Regions from separate parts of the Mus musculus genome. Here region 1 is linked to region 2. The links are chromatin loops, found by intact Hi-C in ENCODE. Cell type or tissue: gastrocnemius. All regions are shown on one strand.

The links. Hi-C counts contacts between places; a loop is a spot of excess contacts. Peaks named below come from ENCODE experiments on the same cell type or tissue, not always from the same donor. Only the 100,000 strongest peaks of a DNase experiment are listed, where the experiment ranks them.
Region 1: it touches region 2 in a loop (3-fold over the local background); 15 of 42 quality-filtered maps call a loop at or near these places.

What each region holds. Positions count from the first base shown.
Region 1 is chr11:20,241,669-20,249,668 of GRCm38, reverse strand. It overlaps Cep68 (centrosomal protein 68), which reads left to right and starts at 245. Exons shown (of 7, transcript NM_172260.3): 1 at 245-362; 2 at 7,431-7,783. The coding sequence starts at 7,472. In gastrocnemius, CTCF peaks have their summits at 112 (motif pointing right), 4,566 and 6,261; DNase peaks (open chromatin) are centred at 144 and 6,288; H3K4me3 peaks cover 1,632 bases; H3K27ac peaks cover 3,907 bases.
Region 2 is chr11:20,128,196-20,136,195 of GRCm38, reverse strand. No RefSeq gene overlaps it. Among named protein-coding and RNA genes, the nearest start is that of Actr2, 19 kb to the right of the region's middle. In gastrocnemius, a CTCF peak has its summit at 3,081 (motif pointing left); a DNase peak (open chromatin) is centred at 3,074; H3K4me3 peaks cover 611 bases; H3K27ac peaks cover 490 bases.

The sequences.
Region 1 (8,000 bases), 110 kb before region 2:
GGAGAGCGCGCCTTGCTATCCGCGTGGGCCTGCGTGGACGCCAGGACCGCGAACACCCAGCTGGCACGCGCGTCCGGACAGCGGAGAAAGAAGCTCCGGCCACCCATAGGCCAGGGTCCTGCAGGGGGCGGGTTCCCATGGCAGATACGAGCTGTGGATTGGTGAAGCATCCGAACGGAGAGTTTGGATTGGTTGCTTCATGGGGCGTCCTCCGCGGAGAAGCGGCAAGGGCGGAGGGCGTGGCGGGCGCCTGGCCCTCCCTCCCCAGGAGTGCGGGCGCCCGCGGGAGGCCCCGTCGTCGCCGCCTGGGACCCTGGCCCAGCTACGCGGGTCGCTCGGGACGTGCGGCGGTGTGGAGTGAGGTAAAAAGGCTGTGGCCGGCTCGAGTGTCGCGGCGCCAAGACTCGAGTCGGGGCATTCCCCTCGTGCCCGGGGCTCCGCGTGGGGGACCCTGGGGGAGGCCCGCGGCCTGGAGGGCACAAAGGCTGGCCGCGATGGGGGCGCCTCGCGCGTTCGCCTCCATCTTGCGGACCGTGCCGGGTGGAGGCGAGCGGAGGGGCAGGCTGTGGAGGGCCAGCGCGGCCTGCAGAGCGCGTGGGGCCGCACCTCTGGCAGCCCCATGCAGCTGTGCGCGCGTCGACCTTGGTCGCGGAGAACCGGCGGGTCACAGCCACAGCCGCTCGCGTCTGGACGGCTGCTGCTTCCATGGCCCAGTGAACGCATCCGGAGGAGGAAAGCAAAGCGGCGCACTTTTTATCTCTAAGATCTACCCTTGTCATCTGTCACCTGTTAGCCAGTCTCAGCAGCCCGGGAGCACATGCCCCAAACTTAGTAATTTTATAATTACCATGTTTTATTCAATTAAAAATTAAAAAAATAATAATAAAAGCTAAAAACTCCCAGTGCCCGAGCAGAGTAGACCTTACTGGGAATTGATGGGGTCCGAGACAAGGAAAGAGGTAGTCTGGTATACAGCTTGCGACACTTTTTGCTTTGGGCTTGGTTCAAATACAAGCCACTACTCACCTAGTTCTCTCCAGCGGACTGGGTTAAATTCTGGATCACTTAGGAACAGTGGGTGTAAGGGAACCCAGCTTCACATCATCACAGAAGCTTTTAAAAACTTTTTCCCTACCCCCACAACTGAAAAACATACCCTTCTCTGGGCAGCCCATATGGGCCTGGGTTGGCAATGAAGTGGTTTCCCCGCCCCCTAACAGGATGAAAGGTCTGTAAGGGAAGGAAACCAAAAGAAAACAAGAACAAGTGAAGCCCAACGTTGAGGGAACCGGAACTTTTAAAAGCCTTTAAGTTGTTGGATTATTTTTACAGGTTAAGGAAGCAGCTGGGCTCTCTGAATCAATTCAGACTTTAGTCCCTTTCATACTACTAATTCAGGATAAATTCACGTGTGCCTTAGTTCTCTCATCTATAAAGTGGAATTTAGGCCCCAGCACGACAGGACAAAAAAACATGGCTAGGAAGAGTAATAGTGCCAATTCCAAGGTTTATAAAATACCTAAGATAAGAAGAAATACTTAGACCTACCAGAGCACTCGGGAGAGAGAGGCAGGTGGATCTCTGAGACTGAGCTATATAAACACAGAGACCTGTCTTAAGATGCCCCACCCACCCACCCACCCAGGTACCACTACCAAATATCTGTATAACTCTTGCTTCTTCTGGTGTCTGTCTTTCTGTCTTGAGGCCATCCCTCAAACCTTTTGTGATTGCTGCTCTGACCCCAGAGAGTATTCTTAGATTTATGCTTTTAAAGTCCTTACCCTGTTGTGGCAGGAAGAGGCTCTGAAAATATGTACCAGGCCTTGGGCCACCACTGCCCACCCCTCTGTCAGGGCAGTACCACTACACCACCACTATCCACCCACATGACCACAAAGTTGAAATTTCTTAAAAATTTTAATTTTTTGAACATTTCATATAGGGGCTGGAGAGCTCGCTTAGCAGTTATGTGCACTGGCTGCCGTTCTAGAGGACCCAGGCTCAGTTCCCAACACCAACCTGGCCTCTACAACTTCAGTCCCAGGGGACCCACCCCTCTTCTGACTTCTGTAGGTACAACATACATGTACACAAAAATAAAACCTCAAAGCTAATTCTAAAGAGGAAGTTTTCATATGTGTATGCAGTGTGTGTCGCTTGTATCTGTCCCTCACTATAGCTCTCCTCAGGAATCCCCATCATGTGAAACAGTTATTTTGTGTGGAGGTCAGAGGCAGCATACTGCATGTGGTGGGGAGAGGGCAGTTTGTGAGAACGTGTCTCCTTTCTTCAATCTGTGACCACAGTTTTCCTGATATCCACCCTGCTTGAAGCTAGCCTCAGAGCCAGCTCAAGTCTGTCTTCTCTTTTGTCATTACGGACTTCACTGTTGCCGTCCTGCCTAGCGTGACCTCCACTGTGACACTCCAGAAGCCTTGAAGCTCCAAGCCCTGCTGGGCTCCATCTTCCCACTCGCTCCCTTCCTCTTTCTTGCTTACTAGACATGATCTGCTGCTGGGTATTTATGGCATTTCTCGCTACCTGTGAGTCCTGTGACGTTTCATTGTTGAGGCCCCAAACTGAAAGGGGCATCCCTGCCAGTACAGGTGGCTGTCAGTGGCCATGGGTACACAGACAGCACTTGTCAGAACAGAAATGTTGACAGTTGGGATGCATGCATTTGTTTCCAAGGGAGTTGCTACTTAAAGAATCACACGGGAATTTTTTGTTGTTCAGAGATTTGCTCCTTGGTGAATCATGCATCTATTTGAATGAGTTAGACAGAAGTGAAAGTGCCCCCCCTCCCCAACTTGCCAGTCCTCTCCCATTTGCTCTAAACAGGAATGTGTGGGAAGAAGGCAGGCAGCTGGGATGAGCTTGCTTGAGGGTGACTCAACAGATACCAGGAAAGGTCAGGTGTCCCCTGCTGTTAACATATACACAGTGCTGAACATGGTGATAGCTGATGGGTCAAGTAGCCTTTGCAGGCTCTGAGAACTACCTGAGAGGTTTGAGGGTGAGTTTGTGGTGCTCCCTGGAAGATGCTAGAGGATAAGTAGTCCCTTGAGTAGCAGTTCTGTGCTCTTTCTCATAAAGAGGAGCAGGGTGCAGCGTTTACTTTTTATGCTGGCAATGACTAAACATGGTACATCTGTAAAGGAAAGCTGCATGTGTGGACTGGGGCCTACTCAAGAGAGGTGGTACAAGCATCTGGAAAGGCAGGGCTACCCAAGCCCTTTGGAACCCAAAGTGTTGCATTATGGGTCCCAAATGCCAGCTCCTGTGGAGCTGCAAGAGTTGGTGTTTGCTCTCCTGCGCTTGGTCTTGCTTTGATCGTACTCTTTGCTATCACTGCATTCTTCCCTGTGGGGATGGGAGTGTATATCCTAAACACTCGATGCTGCAAGTATGTAACTTTGGTTTTTTATTGTATAGGAGCTTACACATCAGAGATTTATTGAGTTTCAGAAGAGACTTAGTGGTGGCTATGCTTTTTTTATATGTATATGAGTGTTTTGGCTGTATGTATATCTATGTATGTACCACATGCGAGTCTGATGCCTGAGGAGGCCAGAATAGATAATCAGATCCCTAAAACTGGCATTTCAGGTGGTTGTGAGCCACGATGTAGATGCTGGGAATCAAACCTGGGTCCTCTGGTAGAGTAGTCAGTGCTCTTCACCTCAGAGCCGTCTCTCTAGCCCCCTGCAGTTACATGTTTAATCAGTATTGGATCTGTTAAAGTGTGAGTTTTCTTTTTTATGTTGGACTGAACGTGTTTTCCATTAGTTATCTTGCAATGAACCTATTAGTGGGTGGGGGACAAAAGAAGGAAGGCCATGACTTGACAGTGGTTAAGTGTGTTTGGGTATGGAGTTATGGTTATTATTGTCAGCCCGACAGGATATGGAATCATGTAGGAAACAGTTTTCTGGTGTATCTATACGGATTGTTAGACTTGGTTAATTGAGGTGGGTACCACCCTACCTGTGGCTGGGGCCCCAGAATGGATGATGAGGAAGAATGTGAGCACTGTCTCTCAAGCAGGCATCACTTCATGCGATACTGCACATGCAGTGTCACCAGCAGCCATGGGTCCCCTTCCAGGATTTCCCCGTGGTGGCAGACTGCATTCTTGAACTGTGAGCCAAAGTAAACCGCAGCATCATAGTCACTTTTACAGAGCGGCAAGACGACAGTGCAGGATAGACTGTGATTTAGTAGGCAGATTCATAATCAGATTGTAAACAATTCGATTCTCTGAACTGGGAGAGTAACCACATATATTCTATCTTTAGAAGTACTATTTCAGTGGAAATCCCCAAGTTTCAGGCCTTTCTAAAAAGAAAAACTTTTATTACATTTACTTATGTGTTATGGGTGCGAATGCTCATTTAAAAAGAAACACATTTTTATTACATGTCTTTTCATGCAGCCAGATTCTCCTCCCTTCCCGAATCGTGTGCGTGCTAAGGAGTCAAGTCCAGAACCCGGCTCTTGATGAACCAAACAAGGATCAGTAAGAACACACCACACACACAAGTAGTCCGTGCAGTTTGTTAAGGAGCCACAAGGTGAGGATGTGGCTCCATGAAAATCTCTCATCAGAACTCGCCGCTCCCTCTCCCGGTCCTCGCCCACCCTCTTTGGCTCTGGGTGCCTTTGGACTTGTGCTCTTACTGATCCTTGTTTGGTTCATCAAGAGCTGGGTCCTAGACTTGGCTCCTTAGCACGCAGACGACTGTAGATGTGAGGTGTGAGAGGGGTCCAGCTTCATGTGTCTCCCCGTTGACAGCCAGAGTGGATTCAGTGCATCTGGCTGGGGAGGCAGACACCCCTGTCTTCTTCACTCCCCTGTGTGTCCATCCTGGCTGGGTGTAGAGGGCCTGTGCACACAGATACACACTGGAGAAGGCAGGACAGTGAAGCACACAGCTTACCTCTTCAGTGGAGTGAGGTGTGTGTAGCAGCTCTGCCTAGAATGCCAGGAGTGATGGAGTTTCAGAGCCTGGTGATCCCTTGCTGTCTTCCAGACCCTTCCCCCTAAATCTTGAGCATTGCTTTCAGCCGTAAAGCCCATTCTTATGCGTGATATCACTTGTGCATTACAACAGCCTAAGTGACTTCTCAGTTATCTTAGAGCCAGGCCAGTCCCGACACCCACAGCCATTATCTTTACCTCAGTCATTCTCCCTAAACCCTTATCCTGGGCACTGTTTCTGAGGCAACAAGAACCCAGCTTACTGCTGAAGCCATATGGACTTTGTAAAGAGCTTCAGTGTGAGCCTTCCTTAAGCTGTGCTGCATTCAGGGGCTGAAGTTAATTGTTACCAGGAAACTTTGTTTCCAAAATTGTGCTGTGCTTAAATATACCTAAAGTAAAATGATGTGGGGCAGACTCTAGAAGTCCTAGTCCAGTGCCAGTTATAATAAAACTGAGTGATCCGGTTTCATTCTAACCTCACCCTTCTTGGCTTTTTTGGTTTTTTTTGTTTTTGTTTTCTTTTTTCCTGCTTGCTATAAAGCCTGTGGGGAAATCAATACAGTTGAAGGGAATAACTTTCCTTAACAGAGGACTGGTCACTAATCAAGGATATACCAGGAGCTATACTGCCCTTAGATCTCCAGACGAGCTCTGAGATTCTAGGTTCAATCCCTAGTGCTGTTTTGGGGTATTTCCTGGGGGGGGGGGCTTCTTTTGAGGTGGGGAGAGACAAGGTTTGGAATACTATGTCTTGCCCTGTTCAGCACTTTTAAAGTATAGGTGTGGAAAGAAACTTGTGTTTGTGTATGTATCAAGTGATAGGAGTCACACAAAAACTAATACTGCTTGCCTGTGTTTGTGGGACTGTTCAGTGGGAAATACTTGGCTTGTTATGTGAAAGGTTAGGCACTGTTCCTAACAGAAAACAGGTGGGGTCGAATTAGCCCTGAAGGGTCTGACGCTTACAAGAGTGAGCTGGCTGCATTTAAAATGCATGCTTTTCTCTGAAGTCCTGTCAGAATGGCCTGAGCCACACGTGCCCAGTTAAGGGGGAGCAGGAATTTCATATTCTACCTGAGTTGCATTTCCTAGTGTGAAAGCCAAACAGGATGAGCCTGAGGAGGCCACTTCTACCTGCCTTGTCAGCTTCTAGTCTCTGAGGAAAATGAGGCTGTTCCTGTCCAGGTTTTAGTTTTGAGGTTAGTCCCAGTGCAGGTGACTGCACACACTCCGTGCGCACTGTTGCCTTGTACCCACGTGCATGCCCTTCAGGCTAGATCTCCTCCTGTCGGCCCCCCAGTGGCAGGAGGAGCACTGGCTGGCCTGTTGAGGCCAGCCTGCTTTCCCTCTGTTGTGTGGAGCTCCTGTTCTGTAGCTCCTCCCTCACCAGTCTGCCTGGGCTGCTCTGCTTTCTCACATGAACTCACCCCATTATCACCCGGCTTTCTACGGCACACACCACAGCAGCCTGAGAAGGGGCGCTGATCTGTTTCTGGTCATTGGTCAGAGAATGGGAAGCCCCATCCAGTCTATAGTCTGGTTGTCTCCTCCCACCAAAAATAGTTCGAAGCATCCTCCTGAGCCCAGTGAGGTCCTAGGCTACCTGAACTTGCTATCCTCTGGGGTAGAAAGGACAGACCCAGACTCAGGATGCTAACCAACAAGCCATTGGCTGAAGAGAACCACTATGGGGGCTGTGCCTGGCAAAGACCAGCTGGACATCTTAATGAGGTTGAGGTAAAGAGGTGACGACACACACGGGGCCCAAGCCTTTTCCTGAACTGCACCTGTAGAGCTGCACTCAAAAGCATCTCAGGCCAGCCAGGGTCAGGGTGTTAGTCACACCCATTAGCCTGCACTTACCTTCTTTGTGTGCTTCCTGTCCCTTCAGCTTCCAGGCAAGGAAGATGGCCTTGGGGTGTGGTCTTCCTCCCAGATCAGCTGGCTTATACATTTTTTTCTTCTGCTGCCTTTTTTTTTTTTTTTTTTTTTTGCAGCACAGGCTGCCCAAGTCTTTTGCTTGGTTACACCTGTCCTGACTCTTGGGAGACAATACCACAACTACAGAGGACAGAGTCATACTTGGGCATTCCCTTTGAAAGCGTCTGGGGCTGAGGACGAGTCAGACCTTGGTACGTGGCCATGGAAATGGTCACTATTCCTTTGGCCAGAAAAGTGTGTTTTCACTTAAAATCAAGATTTTGATGCACACATCAAGAAAATCTGTTTCTCTTTTTTTTTTTTTAACATTTTTTTTTTTTTTTGGTTTTTCGAGACTGTTTCTCTGTGTAGCCCTGGCTGTCCTGGAACTCACTTTGTAGACCAGGCTGGCCTCGAACTCAGAAATCCACCTGCCTCTGCCTCCTGAGTGCTGGGATTAAAGGCGTGCGCCACCACGCCCGGCTGAAAATCTGTTTTTCTTTTTCCTTCTCTGGTTTTGTAGGTTCCTGAAGGCTTCAAAGGAAACCTGATAGAGGAGGCTCAATGGCCCTGAGTGAAGATGAGGCTGAGGCAGAAGTGTCTGTCAACACAAAGGTCCCATCCTGTGGCAGGTGGAACTCTGGGAAGCTGCTGCCCTCAGGGCTTGAACCAGATCAGCCCCTACATCTGGGTGTTGAGGGGGGGCCACTGTGGAGGGCTGAAGCTGACCCTGGCTGCATCTCGGGAGTTTTCTTGTCACGGGTCCATACTGCCAGCAAAGAACCAGTAGCAGATAGGTCTAAGCCTCCCCTCAGAGGCCCGCTTCCTTCTGCCAGTGTGGGCACTGGAGAGGTTTTACACTCTATGGGCAGCCAAGTAAGTATGGTGGGAGCTGAGGTGGGGGTGTCCTTTCCTTGACTGTTAACCTCTGTCCTGGCCACTGTAAGGTGGGAGCTGTGGGATCCAGGTATGGGCTGTTATACAGGTTCTCTTGGAGAGCTGAACCTTCCCAAAGAGTCACTGAGGACCTCTTAAGGACAGTGACAAGTTCACCAGGAACCTACTGTGGATCAGGGGTCTCGTTACAAGGGAA
Region 2 (8,000 bases):
GAGTGGATATTAGCACACAGCTTGATGCCAACTACTTCAGGGCAGTTCACAGTCACTGCCATAGCTACCGAATGCAGCCCACCCAGAACAGAGGGGACCTGAGGACAAAGGTTTTTATCAATTTGGGAATCTGTTTTCAATTTTGTTGTTGTTGTTGTTGTTGTTGTTTGGGATAGAATCTTTCTATATAACCCTGATTGGCCCAGCAACTGCCGTGAAGTTTTAAGGATATAGCTTTAGAGTATTTAAAGACGTGCAAGTGTATATAAATGTGCACACACATATCTTTGAAATCTTGTATGTAGTATTAGTTAATATAATATTAGTCTCACATTTTAGAGGTAGAAAGGGTAAAGTTGAGAAATGAAGTGCCTTGCACAGGGTCACACACTGAGTCAGCTACCAGAGTTGGTTTCTGGTCCTGAACGCCTGCAGCCAGAGCCAGAGCTGCATCAGTGGACCCGCTGCAAGTTTGAGAAGGCACAGAACATGGACATATCCTAGTGAGAGATGCAATGAGAAGGTCAGAGATTCAGGCTGCAGTCCGTTCGGTCCATTCAGTTCACTGGATTTTTAATTTTTTTAGTATTTTTAAAAAAGATTTATTTTATGTATATGAGTACACTGTCACTCTCTTGGACACACCAGAAGAGGGCATCAGATCCCATTATAGATGGTTGTGAGCCACCATGTGGTTGGTGGGAGTTGAACTCAGGAACTCTGTAAGAGCAGTCGGTGCATTTAACCACTGAACCATCTCTCTAGCCCCCATTTGATTTTTTTTTTAAACTAAAGTAACAGAAAGTGCCACTCACTCGAGTGAAGTCTGCTTGACAGGCTGCGAAGCCTAGAAGCACTCATGAGGCAGAGTTTCACAGAAACTCACCTCCTGGAGTTTTGGTGTTCTCATTAACCTGTATACTCATACCCTATCCCCGCATTAGTCTGCTGTATGGATCCACATGCTCTCTTTTAGTATTATCTTATTATAAGTGCCTTTTAAGATTGAATTCTGACATAGCCAGAGCCTTCGCCAGTGTTCCAAGGTTCCAGAAGCCGTTGATCTTGGAATCTGGTAGGAATGCAATTAGGAAGTTACCCATTCAGTAGCTAATTAAGCATTACAAGAGATGGAGCCAAAGCATCTCAAAGCTGGTCTACAGAGTGTTTACCATGAAAGCCAGGGAATCCCACTGAAATAGAAATCTTCAGTACAGGCTACATTACATATTGGAAGCAAGTTGGTGAATTCTTCTGACAAATGGAGATTCTCCAGATACTTAAAAGTTACACTCATATAAGAATTTAGCAAGGCCTAGGAAATAGAGGGGTTGTGGTATTGCATTATTCATGAGGTCTGCTAAGAGCAGAACCCCCTGGTGCTAGCCTTCACAAGGTTCAAAGGTATAGCACTAGAGTGTGAAATCCTTACCTGTCATTAAGTTGACCCTAGGCAGGACTGCTTTATCTTTACTGTAAACATTTACCTGGTTCCTGTAAATCTTTTTGAAGTCATTCCTTTGTTTTGTGTCAGGCAACTTCAATGTACTTTGCCTGCTGTGACTTCCTACCCCTTTTATTTTCTGTACTATATAAGACTGGTGTTCACTTTGTGACAATACATTCAGATTCTACACAATCTCGTGTGTTGGTCTGTCTGTCACCCGCCAACTCCTTGCCCATCTGCACCCAGAGACCCGTTCCGCGCAGACAAAGGGACCCAGAGGGTCTGCGGCAAGAAAGACCATCCACCTCTTGCCTTGATGGGATCAAGGTCTATATTTAAGAGGCTAGCTCAAACATGAGCATCTACTCCAAATCTAGCAAATGCTTGGTCCTACTTGCTTAAAAGAAGAATGAATAATCAGATACAGTCTCAGCTGGTGTTAATTAAAATGCACAGTCTCAAGTAGGAGACACATATTAAATAAGCAAGTAGGCAGATGTGGGTAATGCTTTAAATTATACATGGAAGGAAAGAAGTCCTGTTAGGGAAGGGGGTAGTGTGCATAGACTTAGAGCAGTGGCTCTCAACCTGTAGGTCACGACCTCTTTGGTAAACCTCTATCTCCAAAAATAATTACATTGTAACTCATAACAGTAGAAATATTACAGTTATGAAAGTAGCAATGATACAATTTTATGGTTGGGAATGACTTACTGGAGGAGGGCACAGTCAAAAGAATGGAGTGTTAGGTGTGGGCATGCTTATTACCACAGCACCTGGGAGACAGAGGTCAGAGGATCAGGAGTTCAAGGTCATTCGTGGCTACAAGGCAAGTTCAAGGCCAGCACTGGCTACCTGATACCCTGCCTCAACAACAGTATAGAATGGAGACAGGTGAGATCCTAGCCAACAACTAGATTACTTAGAGCCTTAGGGGCTCTGCAGTGGGCTTTGAACTTCATCCCAAGGACAGTAAGGACAGTAGGAAATTATTAACAGAGTACAAGTGACACCTGGTCTGGAAAAGGGTTCAAGGACGGCCCTTGCAAAAGTAATTTCATGAAGGACACATTGGTTTCTGGGCTGCATTAGGAGACAGCAGTGGCCGGGCATGGTGGCGCACGCCTTTAATCCCAGCACTTGGGAGGCAGAGGCAGGCAGATTTCCGAGTTCCAGGCCAGTCTGGTCTACAAAGTGAGTTCCAGGACAGCCAGAGCTACACAGAGAAACCCTGTCTCGAAAAAAAAAAAAAAAAAAAAAGAGCCTGGCAGGGCAGAGAGGGCAGCATGTTCTAGGCGGAAGGAGGGACTGGAAGGTGAAAGCAATGTGATGGAGGGGTACTGTGTCATGGGAGGTGGAAGACAGTAGAGAAGGTTTTATTTTATGTTGTGACCATCAAAGTGAACAGTTATGACAGGGCAGAGGGCAATGGTCCTCACATGGGGAGAGTAGCGACTGGGACCCTACACATGGATTGAAAGCATTTTGCCCTTTGACTCTGCCACCTTAACCTGGAAGGACGCCCTGTGGTTCAAGTACTGTGGTTGGTCACTTCGCATTTGCAGAAGCAGATGGAAACCGAAAGTCTGGATTCCCCCAAGTCTCCACTTTCAGGTGCTGTCCAGCCCTGCCCTCTGCTGGTAAATTCTGGTAGACACCCAAGAAACTAAGCTGCCCGGCTCATGTTCTCACTTTCTTAGTGAAATGATTATAATACGTGATTATGTAACAAAATATAGAAACTTTTGCCGGGCGTGGTGGCTTGCGCCTTTAATCCCAGCACTCGGGAGGCAGAGGCAGGCAGATTTCTGGGTTCGAGGTCAGCCTGGTCTATAGAGTGAGTTCCAGGATAGCCAGGGCTGCACAGAGAAACCCTGTCTCGGAAAAAAAAAAAAAAAAATTGAAGCTTTAACTAGCTCTCTAAATGACACTTTGGAAAGGTATAAACATTACAAGTTATAAACAAATTCATCCAGATTAAAATACAGGATGTTCCAGCAGCCTTGAGAGTTCTCCCTTACTTCCCTGCTTACTCACTGTTCTGACTACTGTTTGGATTTGTTTGAGACAAGTTCTTTCTTTCTCTCTCTTTCTTTCTTTCTTTCTTTCTTTCTTTCTTTCTTTCTTTCTTTCTTTCTTTCTTTCTTTCTTTCTTTCTTTCTTTCTTTCTTTCTTATATACACTGTAGCTGTCTTCAGACACTCCAGAAGAGGGCATCAGATCTCATTACGGATGGTTGCGAGCCACCATGTGGTTGCTGGGATTTGAACTCAGGACCTTTGGAAGAGCAGTCCGTGCTCCTAACCGCTGAGCCATCTCACCAGCCCGAGACAAATTCCCGATGAGTATCCCCAGGTTGGCCTTGCGTTCATTAACCAGCCCAGGCTGACCTTGACCTGAACTCTTGCGTCTCAGCCTCTCGATCACTGGAATTAGAGGAGCATGTCACCACAGCATGTCACCACAGCCAGCTGCCACCATCCTGACTTTTAACAGCAGAGATGAGCTTACCCTGTTCTTGACCAGCATATCAAGGAAGTCAACACTATGTGCTCTTGTATTATACCTTTTTGACTTAACATATACCTGTACCATTTCCCAAATTGTATATTATAATAAATTCCTTTAAAATCTTCCAGCTTTTTGTTTGTTTGTTTAAGATTTACACGATGTATAAATGGATGCCTTTGGAGGCCAAAGAACTTAGATCCCAGGAGTTGGAGTTACAAGCCATTGTAGGTATCATGTTTTATAAAACACAGTATAATGTGGCTGGAGAGAGCACCTTAGCAGACCTGGCTATGGTGTCACCATGAACAACCAAGCCATGTGACAGACCTAGCATGAAGAGCAGTTATTGGTGGGAAGGGGAGGAGACCTAGAAAAGAGATAGAGGCAGAGGAAGGAGGGGGACAGAGAAGGACTGAAAGAGAGAGGAAGAGACTGGCCAGGAACACATGGGAAAGAGAGGAGAGAGAGACACACACACACACAAAGAGACAGACACACAGACCAAGCAGACCTTCTTTTCACCAGGTTGGCTCACACCTGTCAGGCGGCTATGCAAGCCGACGCTAGGTAGCTGTTGGCAGAGCCTAGGGGAATTGCCATCAGTAGGTGTCCCAACACAAGTCCTCAGGACCAAACTCTGTTTCTCTACAAGAGCAACAATCTCTCTCAGCTACCTCTTAGCCCAGCAGTCTATACTTTAAAACAGGAATTCTTGCAAAGGACCCGAGTCTGGTTCTCAGCAACCCACACTGAGTAGGGCACACACCTGCCTGGTACTCCAGCTCCGGGGACTCCAAACCATCTTTTGACCTCTACGGGTACCCATATGCCTGTGCACACACACAGATGCACATAAGTAAAAAAGACATTTTTTTTTTTAAGACAGGGTTTCTCTGTATAGCCCTGGCTATCCTGGAACTCACTTTGTAGACCATGCTGGCCTCGAACTCAGAAATCTGCCTGCCTCTGCCTCCCTGGTGCTGGGATTAAAGGCGTGTGCCACCACGCCCAGCAAGACATACTTTTTAAAGTAATTCTATTTTAAAATGCACCAGCACTGTGAGACATGGTGGCTCATACCTATAATTCCATCATTTGAGAGGCTAAGGCAGGAGGATTCCCAAATGTTGAAGGACAGCCTGAGTTACATAGCGAGTTTCTAGCCAAGCTGAACTACAAAAAGGAAAAAAAAAATCAAGTGATTTTATTTTCTCTGTAGCTGATGGGAATTTGAATTATTTCAAGTCCATGACTGTGAGGAGGCACAGTAAAAAAAACCACTGAAATAGACACCCTGCGGGCGATGGTTTGTGTATGCTTGGCCCAGGGAGTGGCAATATTAGGAAATGTAGCCTTGTTGGACTAGGTGTGTCACTGTAGGTGTGGCCTTTAAGACCCTTGTCCTAGCTACCTGGAAGCCAGTCTTTTCCTAGCAGCCTCCAGATGAACACGTAGAACTCTCAGCTCTTCCTGTACCATGCCTTCCTGGACCCTGCCATGCTCCCACCTTGATGATAATGGAGTGAACCTCTGAACCTGTTAGCCAGACCCAATTAAATGTTGTCCTTATAAGAGTTGCCTTAGCCAGATGGTGGTGGAGCACGCCTTTAATCCCAGCACTTGGGAGGCAGAGGCAGGTGGATTTCTGAGTTTGAGGCCAGCCTGGTCTACAAAGTGAGTTCCAGGATAGCCAGGACTATACAGAGAGACCCTGTCTTGAAAAACCAAAAATAAATAAATAAATAAATAAATAAAAAAGAAAAAGAAAATTTAAAAAAGTTGCCTTGGTCAGGGTGTGTGTTCACAGCAGTAAAACCCTAACTAAGACAGAAGTTGGTACCAGGTTCTGGGGTATTGCTGTGGTAAGCCTGATCATGCTTTTGTTTGGAAGAATGAGGATTTGGGGAGTTTGGATTTGGAAAGCTATGAAATACTTTAAGTGGGGCTTAGTGAGCCATCCTAATAGTGTGGTTAAGGAGGTTTCTGTTGTGAATAAGAGAGAGAAGATATCCAGAGGCATCTGGAAGAGTCCAGAGCACAGAGAAAGAAGTAGAATGGACATGATCAGTGTTAGCTGCAAAGAAGTGAGAAACCGTAGAACAGTGAATAGCAAGAGACAGTAGGGGATGGCTGCAGCCGGGGAAACCTTGTCATTATATAGAAAACAAAACTGTATCTGGAAGGCGGGAACCCTGGGAAGGTGAAAGAGGCTAGGATGCTACTAACATGTAGGTTTCCAGATGTATAACAAGTCCTTGTGTGTAGGGACTGAAGGAGCCTGGAGAACAACCAGCTTTGATACGTAACCTCAGGTGTGTGCCAATGTGTTAGTGTTCAATTGCTGTGAGCAGACACCATGACCATGGCAACTTTTATAAAGGAAAATATTTAACTGGGGCTGGCTTACAGGTTCACTGTTATTAGGGTGGAAAGCATGGTAGCATGCAGGCAGACGTGTTACTGGAGAAGTAGCTGAGAGTTCTACATCTGGATCTGTAGGCAGCAGGAAGAGATAGACTGGACTAGGATTCATCTTTTGGAACCTCAAAGCCCAGCTCCAGTGACACACTTCTTCCAACAAGGCCATACCTACCCTGACAAGGCCACACCTACCCCAACAAGGCCACACCCCTTAATCCTTTCAAATAATGCCACCCCTAAGCATTTAAGTCTGTGAGTCTATGGGGGCCATTCTTATTTAAACCACTGCAAGAACCAAGTATCTTGTGCAGGGGCAAGGAAAACAATTCCTTTTGGGGATGGGCCACCTATTTCAAAAGTTCATAAGGAATGCTGGCTGTTATCTAACTACCAGAAATCCTTCTATAATCCAACATGAGTTCATTTCTGAATATATAGAGTGCCTGAGACCTACTGTAAGGTAGAAAATTTAAGTTTGGCCCCTTAGACCACGTTGGAGCCAAGAAAGAAAAATAGTTGGTCCCTGAAACAGACTGTTCCGAGAACTGGCTGACCACAGAACAGGTAATTACACAAGCCGGTTCAGTGACCCTGTCCCAGGAACTAGCCCACCACAAAAGTTAGATTAAAATTTTGAGAACAATCTTGAGAAGCAGGGAGTCTCCACTTGTGATTTTTAGTACCCCCTTGTGATTTTTCACTGATATTCTCGGTATTTTCCAATAACGCCCTCCCTAACCCCTTGGGTTGTGGTTTTTTTCCTTTAAATACCCCCTCTCCAGCTACTCAGTGTCCACACGGTCCTCTACCCCTGTGTGGTGTAAGACTGTGGGCTCCAGAGTGTGCCTGGAATAAAAGTCCTCTTGAGGTTTGCATCAAGACTGTTTCTTGTGAGTGATTTGGGGTGTCGCCTCTCCTGAGTCAGAACGTGGGGGAGTCCTCATGTGGGTCTTTCACTACCAATGGCTTTTAGACAATAGGCTGGCTAGTTTTTTAATGCCAGCTTGACACAAGCTAGAGTCATTTTGGAAACGGGAATCTTAACTGAAAAAAAATGCTTGGCCTGTAGGTAAGTCTACACAGCATTTTCTTGATTAATGATGATGGGGGAGGGCCCAGTCCACTATGGGAGTTACCTATCATCCCAGGGCTGGTGGTTCTGTTGTGTGCGATGGTGGTGGTGGTGGTGGTATAAAATTGTTTGATTGAGAATCTATATGTAAACACTGAAGGCTCTGTTTCCCAACTGGTTCTTGATCAATCAGTAAAGATGCTAGCAGCCAATGAGCTGGGCAGAATAGGCAGAACTTCCAGTTTTCCTGCAGGCAGGCTAACAGATGCAGGAGAGGAGAAAAGCCTCACTATGCTTGGGAGGGAGAAAGAGCATCAGCCAAGTGAGATCTCAGGTGGAGTGGCCATTGGCTGCTTCCCCAGTTGGGCCTGGGGTAGCAGGCAGGATATTAGAAACATAACTAAGCTGAGGGCAGATTTAGGGGTCTGAGCTGGGAGTGAACAGAAGAGTGCGATAGCCAAGGAAGGCTTAGAAGAGTCCGGCCATGAGCTAAAGTATATCAAAGATGAGCTAGTGTGTCTTTCATCTTCAGATCTGAGGAAACCTAGG